Regions from separate parts of the Homo sapiens genome. Here region 1 is linked to region 2. Evidence: read pairs that join two places in POLR2A ChIA-PET (ENCODE). Cell type or tissue: HepG2. All regions are shown on one strand. Links, peaks and the distances in the headings refer to the core of each region. The heading gives the core; the rest is flanking DNA. Region 1 overlaps RASGRF2 (Ras protein specific guanine nucleotide releasing factor 2). Region 2 overlaps RASGRF2 (Ras protein specific guanine nucleotide releasing factor 2).

Evidence for each region. Peaks named below come from ENCODE experiments on the same cell type or tissue, not always from the same donor. Only the 100,000 strongest peaks of a DNase experiment are listed, where the experiment ranks them.
Region 1: POLR2A ChIA-PET joins it to region 2 with 5 read pairs; 6 of 35 experiments call an interaction of 5 or more read pairs at or near these places.

The regions. Positions count from the first base shown.
Region 1 is chr5:81,026,295-81,031,680 of GRCh38, reverse strand. The region is part of intron 1 of RASGRF2 (Ras protein specific guanine nucleotide releasing factor 2); the gene reads right to left. Among named protein-coding and RNA genes, the nearest start is that of RASGRF2-AS1, 68 kb to the right of the region's middle. In HepG2, for the core only: no CTCF peak of the experiment used is centred there; no DNase peak of the experiment used is centred there.
Region 2 is chr5:80,965,176-80,970,561 of GRCh38, reverse strand. The region is part of intron 1 of RASGRF2 (Ras protein specific guanine nucleotide releasing factor 2); the gene reads right to left. Among named protein-coding and RNA genes, the nearest start is that of RASGRF2-AS1, 7.0 kb to the right of the region's middle. In HepG2, for the core only: no CTCF peak of the experiment used is centred there; a DNase peak (open chromatin) is centred at 2,841; H3K4me3 peaks cover 1,644 bases.

The DNA of each region.
Region 1 (5,386 bases), core at 198-5,197, 61 kb before region 2:
CATTTAGTGCTATAAATTTTCCTATACACACTGCTTTAAATGTGTCCCAGAGATTTGGGTATGTGGTGTCTTTGTTCTCATTGGTTTCAAAGAACATCTTTATTTCTGCCTTCATTTCGTTATGTACCCAGTAGTCATTCAGGAGCAGGTTGTTCAGTTTCCATGTAGTTGAGCGGTTTTGAGTGAGTTTCTTAATCCTGAGTTCTTGTTTGAGTGCACTGTGGTCTGAGAGACAGTTTGTTATAATTTCTCTTCTTTTACATTTGCTGAGAAGTGTTTTACTTCCAATTATGTGTCAATTTTGGAATATGTGTTAAGTGGTGCTGAGAAGAATGTATATTCTGTTGATTTGGGGTGGAGAGTTCTGTAGATGTCTATTAGGTCTGCTTGGTGCAGAGCTGAGTTCAATTCCTGGATATCCTTGTTAACTTTCTGTCTCGTTGATCTGTTTAATGTTGACATTGGGGTGTTAAAGTCTCCCATTATTATTGTGTGGGAGTCTAAGTCTCTTTGTAGGTCTCTAAGGAGTTGCTTTATGAATCTGGGTGCTCCTGGATTGGGTGCATATATATTTAGGATAGTTAGCTCCTCTTGTTGAATTGATCCCTTTACCATTATGTAATGGCCTTCTTTGTCTCTTTTGATCTTTGTTGATTTAAAGTCTGTTTTATCAGAGACTAGGATTGCAACCCCTGCCTTTTTTTGTTTTCCATTTTCTTGGTAGATCTTCCTCCATCCCTTTATTTTGAGCCAATGTGTGTCTCTGCACGTGAGATGGGTCTCCTGAATACAGCACACTGATGGGTCTTGACTCTTTATCCATTTGCCAGTCTGTGTCTTTTAATTGGAGCATTTAGCCCATTTACATTTAAGGTGAATATTGTTATGTGTGAATCTGATCCTGTCATTATGATGTTAGCTGGTTATTTTGCTCCTTAGTTGATGCGGTTTCTTCCTGGCATTGATGGTCTTTACAATTTGGCCTGTTTTTGCAGTGGCTGGTACTGGCTGTTCCTTTCCATGTTTAGTGCTTCCTTCAGGAGCTCTTGTAAGGCAGGTCTGGTGGTGACAAAATCTCTCAGCATTTGCTTATCTGCAAAGGATTTTATTTCTCCTTCAGTTATGAAGCTTAGTTTGGCTGGATATGAAATTCTGGGTTGAAAATTCTTTTCTTTAAGAATGTTGAATAATGGCTCCCACTGTCCTCTGGCTTGTGGAATTTCTGCCAAGAGATCTGCTGTTAATCTGATGGGCTTCCCTTTGTGGGTAACCTGACCTTACTCCCTGGCTGCCCTCAATATTTTTTCCTTCATTTCAACTTTGGTGCATCTGGTAATTATGTGTCTTGGAGTTGCTCTTCTCGAGGAGTATCTTTGTGGCACTCTCTGTATTTCCTGAATTTGAATGTTGGCCTGCCTTGCTAGATTGGGGAAGTTCTCCTGGATAATACCCTGAAGAGTGTTTTCCAACTTGGTTCCATTCTCCCCATCACTTTCAGGTACACCAATCAGACGTAGATTTTGTTTCACATAGTCCCATATTTCTTGAAGGCTTTGTTTGTTTCTTTTTACTCTTTTTTCTCTAAACTTCTCTTCTCACTTCATTTCATTTATTTGATCTTCAATCACTGATACCCTTTCTTCCACTTGATCGAATTGGCTACTGAAGCCTGTGCATTCCTCACATAGTTCTCGTGCCATGGTTTTCAGCTCCATCAGGTCATTTAAGGTCTTCTCTACATTGTTTATTCTAGTTAGCCATTCATCTAATCTTTTTTCAAGGTTTTTAGCTTCTTTGTGTTGGGTTCAAACATCCTCCTTTAGCTCGGAGAAGTTTGTTATTACCAGTCGTCTGAAGCCTTCTTCTCTCAACTCATCAAAGTCATTCTCTGTCCAGCTTTGCTCCATTGCTGGCAAGGAGCTGCATTCCTTTGGAGGAGAAGTGCTCTGATTTTTATAATTTTCAGCTTTTCTGCTCTTGTTTCTCCCCATCTTTGTGGTTTTATCTACCTTTGGTCTTTGATGATGGTGACGTGCAGATGGGGTTTTGGTGTGGGTGTCCTTTCTGTTTGTTAGTTTTCCTTCTAACAGTCAGGACCCTCAGCTGCAGGTATGTTGGAGTTTGCTGGAGGTTCACTCCAGACCCTGTTTGCCTGTGTATCACCAGCGGAGGCTGCAGAACAGCAAATATTGCAGAACGGTAAATGTTGCTGCCTGATCCTTCCTGTGGAAGCTTCATCTCAGAGGGGCACCCGGCCATATGAGGTGTCAGTCAGCCCCTACTGGGAGATGTCTCCCAATTGGGCTACTCGGGGGTCAGGGACCCACTTGAGGAGGCAGTCTGTCTGTCTCAGATCTCAACCTGTGTGCTGGGAGAACCACTACTCTCTTCAAAGCTGTCAGACAGGGATGTTTAAGTCTGCAGAAGTTTCTGCTGCCTTTTGTTCAGCTATGCCCTGCCCTCAGAGGTGGAGTCTACAGAGGCAGACAGGCCTCCTTGGGCTGCGGTGGGCTCCACCCAGTTAGAGCTTCCCAGCTACTTTGTTTACCTACTCAAGCCTCAGCAATGGCAGACACCCCTACCCCAGCCTCACTGCTGCCTTGCAGTCCAATCTCAGGCTGCTGTGCTAGCAGTGAGCGAGGCTCCGTGGGCATGGGACCCTCCGAGCCAGGCGTGGGATATAATCTCCTGGTGTGCTGTTTGCTAAGACCATTGGAAAAGCGCAGTGTTAGGTTGGGAGTGTCCCAATTTTCCAGGTACCATCTGGCAGGGCTTCCCTTGGCTAGGAAAGGGAATTCCCCGACCCCTTGCACTTCCCGGGTGAGGTGATGCCCTGCCCTGCTTCTGCTCATGCTCCATGGGCTGCACCCACTGTCTGACAAGCCCCAGTGAGATGAACCTGGTACCTCAGTTGGAAATGCAGAAATCACCTGTCTTCTGCGTCGCTCACCCTGGGAGCTGTAGACTGCAGCTGTTCCTATTCGGCCATCTTGGAACCTCCCAAGTTATTTTTATTTTAATAGCAAATTTTTTATTTTCATGGCTTCTGGTAGAATCATTTTCATATCTACCTGTCCTTGATTCACAGCTACCTGTTTTTGTTTTATAATTTCTTGTCCTTTTCATGGATGCTATTTCCATATCTTTATGAGTCCCAAATGTACTTTTTAAATTATATCTCATCTTGAGGGGCCAGATAGATATATAGAATTGGAGGGAAATCTTCCCACTCTAGATGAGCCTGAAAACTGAGATTCTAAAACACCAGATTACCAGAAAGACATCAGAAATACAAACAATTAGGAAATAAATTTTTCTCAGTGAAATGCAAATTAAAATTTATGATTTGCACTTTAAATGCAAATTAAAATTTATGATTTGCACTTTAAATGCAAATTAAAATTTATGATTTGCATTTTAAATGCAAATTAAAATTTATGATGTGCATTTCATTGAGAAAAATTTATTTCCTAATTGTTTGCATTTCTGATGTCTTTCTGGTAATCTGGTGTCTTAGAATCTCAGTTTTCAGGCTCGTCTAGAGTGGGAAGATTTCCCTCCAATTCTGTATATTTATCTGGACCCTCAAGAATCCCAGACCAGAACCAGCTCTTTGACTGGCAGATCAAATTCCAACTCCCCACCCCCACTCCATGGTGATGTTGCAGATATTGCCGATATAGTCATTGAGCCTCTCCACACAGGTATATCTCTTTATTATTTTCACTGATTTCTCAACCACTACAGATAAGCTGCCACATGCATGTTGCTCCAGGACGACCTCAACATAGTTCCCAGTTCAAGTTCTCTGAGTGTGACTGTGATCCCAAGCCATTCTTAGAATGCTTCTCAGTGATTCTGTCCCATAGTTTCAAACTCGCAGCTGACTCTGCCTGCTGCAGAGTTTACAGACCTGGAACTTCAGGTTTCGCATAGCAGAAATGTTTTTACTACACTTTTAGACTGACAAGATTTTCATTTTTCTCCTATTTTTATGAAAAGCTATGGCATTTTAATTTTTCAAAGCATATTTCATCCTTCACTAATGTTTTGAGCAAGGGCAGATGGGAGTTATAAGGATGTGACATTTTAATGTAGAAACACTCGGCAATCTCTTAACTGTAACTACCAAAACAAATGGCTTAAATGCTTCTTCAAAGAACTCATGCAAGAGACAAAACACAGGTAAGTGGTTGCCAGGAGCGAGGGGAATGGGCAGAGCAGAGTGACTGCTAATGGGTGAGGAGTTTTTTTATCACTATTTTTTAATTGACAGACATTCTAGAACAGTATTTGGTTTACAGAAAAACTGAACAGAAAGTACAGGAAGCTCCCATATGCTCTATCCCCCACACACAGTTTTTCCCATTATTAACATTTTGCATATATGTGACATGTTTGTTACAGTTGATGAACAAATATTGATGCATAATTATTAACTAAAGCCCATAGTTTATTAGGGTTCTATGGGTTTTAACAAATGTACAAAGTCATGCAACCACCATCACTGTGTTTTCTTTTTTGAATGATGAAAGCATTCTGGAAATAGACGGTGGTGATGGTTTCACAAGCTGGCTAATATACTGAAAACCACTGGATTGTATACTTTAAAATGGTGAATTTTATGGGATATGATTTATATCTCAACTTTTAAAAATGGGGAAAAAATAAGAAGCAGGAAACTGGGGGAAAAACACCTATGTGCAAATTCTTGGATTTACTCAATTCCACTCATTCTTATCTATTCACGAAATCTTTCCCCAAAATGTTTCAGCTTCAACAAGCTGGTTGACTTTGACCTGTCTTTTATTAAATAATTGTTTATTGGGCTCCTGCAACTACTGATAAAACATTGTATTAGGACTTCAAAGTATAAAAAAGTTAATATAACCTGTCCTCTGCCTCCAAAAAGTTGCCTGCTTTTTTTTTCGCCCTTAAAAATACATACGCAGCTTTTTCAAACCATTTCATTAGTCATAATTTTTAGTTAATTTACCTGGATTTCCTGCTTAGATTAGCTACATTAATGAAGTTGACTGGAATTGCAGGCTTATCCAACAGTTACTTTACCATTTCCCAAGCATTCTCTCTCCCATTCACTATTCTGCCTTCTACCTACTTATTTCTTTTCTGTTTGTACGTGCATTGGGAGTGTTGAGAGTGCAGTGAAGGCATTGGTGTCATGGGTTCCAGGATGTGGGCCAAGAGTTCCAGTGTGGGTACATATGTAAATCCCAGACAGGACTGAGGGGAGCATCTCCTATGCAAATGTTGGATGAAGAGGCAAAAAGGCTCCTTGGGGGACACATTGCAGAGTCTTGGCCCTAGGGAGACCACTGAGGGAGCTTAAGTAGAGAAGATAGAAAGAAAGTCTCCTTCACTGGCC
Region 2 (5,386 bases), core at 277-5,276:
GAAGTTAGGGGAAAAAAACCTATGAGGAAAGACTCAGTGAGAAGGCAAACGGGGATAAACACACTGAAAGGTTGGCCAGCAGCAATATCCAAAGAAGAGCTAAGTCCCCATAAAGAGCACTACTCACCTGTATATTGTCTTGTAATATTCCCACTGTTCCCCTCAACACTCAGAGGTGATCATTATTCAAGACAACTCTAGTTCATACCTCTCCCTTGCAATCAAAAGGGCCTAAAACAATCAGTCATAGGACAGAAACCAACTAACCCTAGATAAAAGTTTAACAATACTAGAAAAAGCCAACTACACACTTGATTAATGAAGCCTTAGTAACTGCCCTAAAATAATATTGACCAGCTGTTGGGTCTCAGAATTGATTGTGAAAGTTGGATGAGACATTAGCTCATGGATGACATTCTCACTGTTGAAAAACTGTGCAAAGGGCGCGGTGGCTCATGCCTGTAATCCCAGCACTTTGGGAGGCCAAGGCGGGCAGATCACCTGAGGTTAGGAGTTCAAGACCAGCCTGACCAACATGGAGAAATCCTGTCTCTACTAAAAATACAAAATTAGTCGGGGTGGTGGTGCATGCCTGTAATCCCAGCTACTCGAGAGGCTGAGGCAGGAGAATCGCTTGAACCCAGGTCGCGGAGGTTGCAGTGAGCCAAGATCGCACCATTGCACTCCAGCCTGGGCAACAAGAGCAAAACTCTGTCTCAAAAAAAAAAAAAAAAAAAAAAAAAAAAGAAGAAGAAGTATTATTGGCATCTGTGTAGGAAACTCTTATCCTTGATTCTAAATAAGAGTGCTTAGCCAGGCGCAGTGGCTCACGCCTGTAATCCCAGCACTTTGGGAGGCCGAGACGGGCGGATCACGAGGTCAGGAGATCGAGATCATCCTGGCTAACACGGTGAAACCCCGTCTCTACTAAAAATACAAAAAAAAATTAGCCGGGCGTGGTGGCGGGTGCCTGTAGTCCCAGCTACTTGGGAGGCTGAGGCAGGAGAATGGTGTGAACCCTGGAGGCGGAGCTTGCAGTGAGCCAAGATCGCGCCACTGCACTCCAGCGTGGGTGACAGAGTGAGACTCTGTCTCAAAAAAAAAAAAGAAAAAAGAAAAAAGAGTGCTGGCCAGTCGTGGTGGCTCACGCCTGTAAACCCAACACTTTGGGAGGCCAAGGGGGGCAGATCACAAGGTCAGGAGTTCGAGACCAGCCTGACCAACATGGTGAAACCCTGTCTCTACTAAAAAAAGAATGCAAAAGTTAGCCGGGTGTGGTGGTGCACACCTGTAATCCCAGGTACTCAGGAGGCTTACACAGGAGAATCACTTGAACCTGGGAGGCAGAGATTGCCGTGAGCTGAGATGGCGCCACTGCACTCCAGCCTGGGTGACAGAGCGAGACTCCAACTTAAAAAAAAAAAAAAAAAAAAAAAAAGAGTCCTGCACAGCTGGAGGAGCTGGGTAAATGGAAAGAAGATCTCAGTAAGAGGATCACCAATGATTTAATTGCCCCTTAGAGTGGGATCAAATCATGAAAACACTTTACACCATGATCATGGTTATGCAATTCATTTTGGCCAGGGAGAGTGGCTCATGCTGGTAATCTCAGCACTTTGGGAGGCCAAGGTAGGAGAATTGCTTGAGGCCAGGAGTTCAAGACGAGCCTGGGCAACACAGGGAGACCCCATCTCCAAAAAAAAATAAATAATTAGCTGGGTGTGGTGGCACACATTTGTAGTCCCAACTACTTGGGAGGCTGAGGAAGGAGGATCGCTAGAGCTCAGGAGTTCAAGGCTTCAGTAAGCTATGACTGCGCCACTTCACTCCAGCCCAGGTGACAGAGCAAGACTCCGTCTCAATTTTTAAAATTGATTCAAACTTCCTTCCCTTTAAGATTTAACATACTAGGACTTATTTAAAAGCCAATTCCATCTCCTTTATGTCTTCACAACTATTGTCTTAAGTTTTTTCCTTTATTATAACATGAAAGAAACAAAAAAGAGGGCTACCTTTATAATAGCACACATTATTAACAGAAACTCATTATGAACTCTTTCCAAGATAGTCCTTTTCAGAGCTATATCCAGTGCAATCTCCAGTGCCAAAAAAGTGCTATGCCAAAAAGGAAAAAAGTTCCTTATTTACAAGTGAAATAATACAATGTCTGGAACTTGCTTTAAAGTGGTCTAACAAAAAAAAAAATGTACACATGGAGACAGATAAAACAAGAATGGCAGAAAGATGAAGATGTTGAAGCTGGAGGATGAGTAGGTTGGCATTCCCTGAAATATTCTATTTTGTGTGTGTTAAAGTATTTTTGAAAGGGAAAGGAAAGGAAAATACTTTCTAAGTCATCCTAATAATGAAAATAAAAAGAGGAATATCAAAGAGAGTAATAAAAATGCTAGCTGGCAAATGTGCTGACCATTCACCATGTGCCAGGCCTATGCCAAGAGCTTGGCCTGTGAGCCTCACAACAACCTGATGGAGCAGGTACTATCCGGATCTCCATATTCCAGGCAGGGAGCCAGGCTTAGAAAGAGAAATTGCTCAAGATCATGTGTCTGGTAAGTAGCAGAGCCAAGACTGAATCCTATGCAGTTTAAATCCTGAACTGAACCATACACAACACCAGCACTTCACCTAGAAACTGATATTCTTACATTCTTAAAAGAAAGCAAATTCATATTAATATGAGTGGCCTCCTATTCCTATGAATCACTGACATTATCTCGTCATGACTTCTTTTGTGATCAGTTATAATGTTATCTACTGAGCCTTAGACCAAGTTATCACCTCCCTATTTCCACATTGCTAAATGCAGGAAACCTCCTAGCTTTTCAACAGTCCCTCTATTTGAAAGAACTGACCCCACTGTTTACATTAGTCACACAAATGGCATGGGCTTATAAATACAGTCCAGGAAATGAATCAGGCATGTCTAAATTAAATCAGACAATGACAAAATGAAACACTTCAGTACCCTGAAAATAATAAAAAGTACCACTCATATCCCTGCTGTTTCCATCACCACAGGTCTTCACAATGTCATACTGGTAAGTATCATAAGAGCTAAAAACAGATATTGTGACCTGAATTTTTTTTTAATTAAGCACTAAAGGATCAATAAATTTTATTTTATTTTTATTTATTTCTTTACCAAGAGATGTTATGTGTTTATTTATTTATTTTGCCCAGGCTGGAGTGTAATGGCGTGATCTCGACTAACTGCAACCTCCACCTCCCAGGTTCAAGTGATTCTCCTGCCTCAGCCTCCTGAGTAGCTGGGATTACAGGCATGCTCCACCACGCCTGGCTAATTTTGTATTTTTAGTACAGACAGGGTTTCGCCATGTTGGTCAGGCTGGTCTCTAACTCCTGACCTCAGGTGATCCACCTGCCTCGACCTCCCAAAGTGCTGGGATTATAGGCGTGAGCCACTACACCCGGCCAACAAATTTTATTTTTAAGGATTGCTTTTTTTACATCATTTTATCTTTATCTTCTCAGATCTTATGAGAATTAAAATTCTGATTAACTTATTTAATCTAAAGCTGTAAATTATTCTTATATAGGCCTCCCCAACTTTCTGTCTCATTTCTTGCTTTACAGTTTTTTAACAAAGAAAAGAAACACTGTAGTATATTAGTTAAATAAACACAGACCAACTCAAACTTGTTATTTTTTTCCTGCTTTCTCCCTAAAAGTATATTTGAAGCATTTTGTAGTCACTGTAATAAGTTTTAGGAAAAATGATTTGAATCCTTATTTTTCATTAAATCATTAGTTTTTCAAGTGCCAGTAAAAAAATAAAACTGTGAGTCCATGTGCTTTTTGCATCTCTGTTCCACCTACTGATGCCAATATTTTCTGCAACAACAACAACAACAACAAACCTGCTACTGTTTTTTTCTAAATATATACACAATTACATTTTTAACTCCTTGGGCAAAAATGCTAACATATTCCCTTTGGCGGAACCAAATTCATGTATTTATAACTTCTCAATCAGCTAAAATTTAAAAGTTGCACCAATAAAAATGTAATGGATAATTTTAGAATAATGGTTAGATTTTAGAATAAAGGCCAAATGTTATAAAATAATCAAACATTTATCACAGTGCTATGTTGATATTTAACAAATATCATTTCTAGTTTCATTTAAATATCAATAAAATTTTACTATTTACAGTCTTTGTTTAAGGTAAACTAATTTCAGAGAGGAATTTATATTGTGAGTAATTTAACAGAATCATTCCATATCCTTAGTCCTGAAAAATAAAGCTCCCCAAATTATAGATAGATGGGATTTATAACTCAGGTCTTGAAATGTTAATGTACAAATCAAAATCTGCAAACTCCAATATATAACCGCCTAACAAAGGTTTAATATTCAACGGTAGAAAATAGTAGAAGGGTAACAAACTGAATAAACACCACACACACACATACACACACACACACACACACACACAAACATATATCCCTTTCTTGTAGAACAAATAAATAGGTATAAAAATAGAAAGCCACTTTAAACCTGTGAAAAGTAGAATTTAAGACTTGAGCAAATCCATATGGTTGGTCAATCTGACTTATTTCATTACAAAATAATCATAAAGACTAAGTAATTTCATTCCAAAAAATTAAAATTATACTGACTGTGGCATGCATATTTAAGTAGTATTGAAAACTGCAGAAAAAAATCCATTTAAAAATATAATCTGCATTAAACAGACAGCAATATCAGCAATTGTTTTAATGAACCACTGACATTTGCTTGCTAAAACCAGAAACATTTGGTTATCACACATGCTTTAGGTCTTGTCATCATCCAGTGGGAGAAAAATTTCTCTATTTTTTAATTGTCAAAAGAAGGGAAAAATTGTTATAACACTACAAGTATTTTCTACCCCTCGACAATGCGCTTAGTTGTCACTTAATGAAACCCACAGAAAAATAGTTGTTCACAACAATAATGCATTTTTATGTATTAATACATCTGTCACATCAGGGATGGACTTTTCTGTGTTGAATTCTTACACAACAATCTAAATAGTAAGGCTTAGTGTAGCCAAAATTAAAATAACTCAATTTTGCTAATCCATGAGATTTTTTTTTCATTTAACTTTAAAGAGAAGGATAATTACAAAGTTTAAGTAATAAATTATTTTGTTCCCTAAATTATATTTTTTAACATTGTATAAGATTTAGCAAATATCATTATTCCATTTTCCCTTTGTGTTCAGTAAACAAAAGTTGAGTTGGTTATAATTAGACAACGTGAAGTAGTATGAAAATCCACCATCCACACTCTCCATCTCCCACAAATATTTCAGAGTTCGCACGCAGCTCTGCCTAATTCATTCGATGATTAAAATCCTCT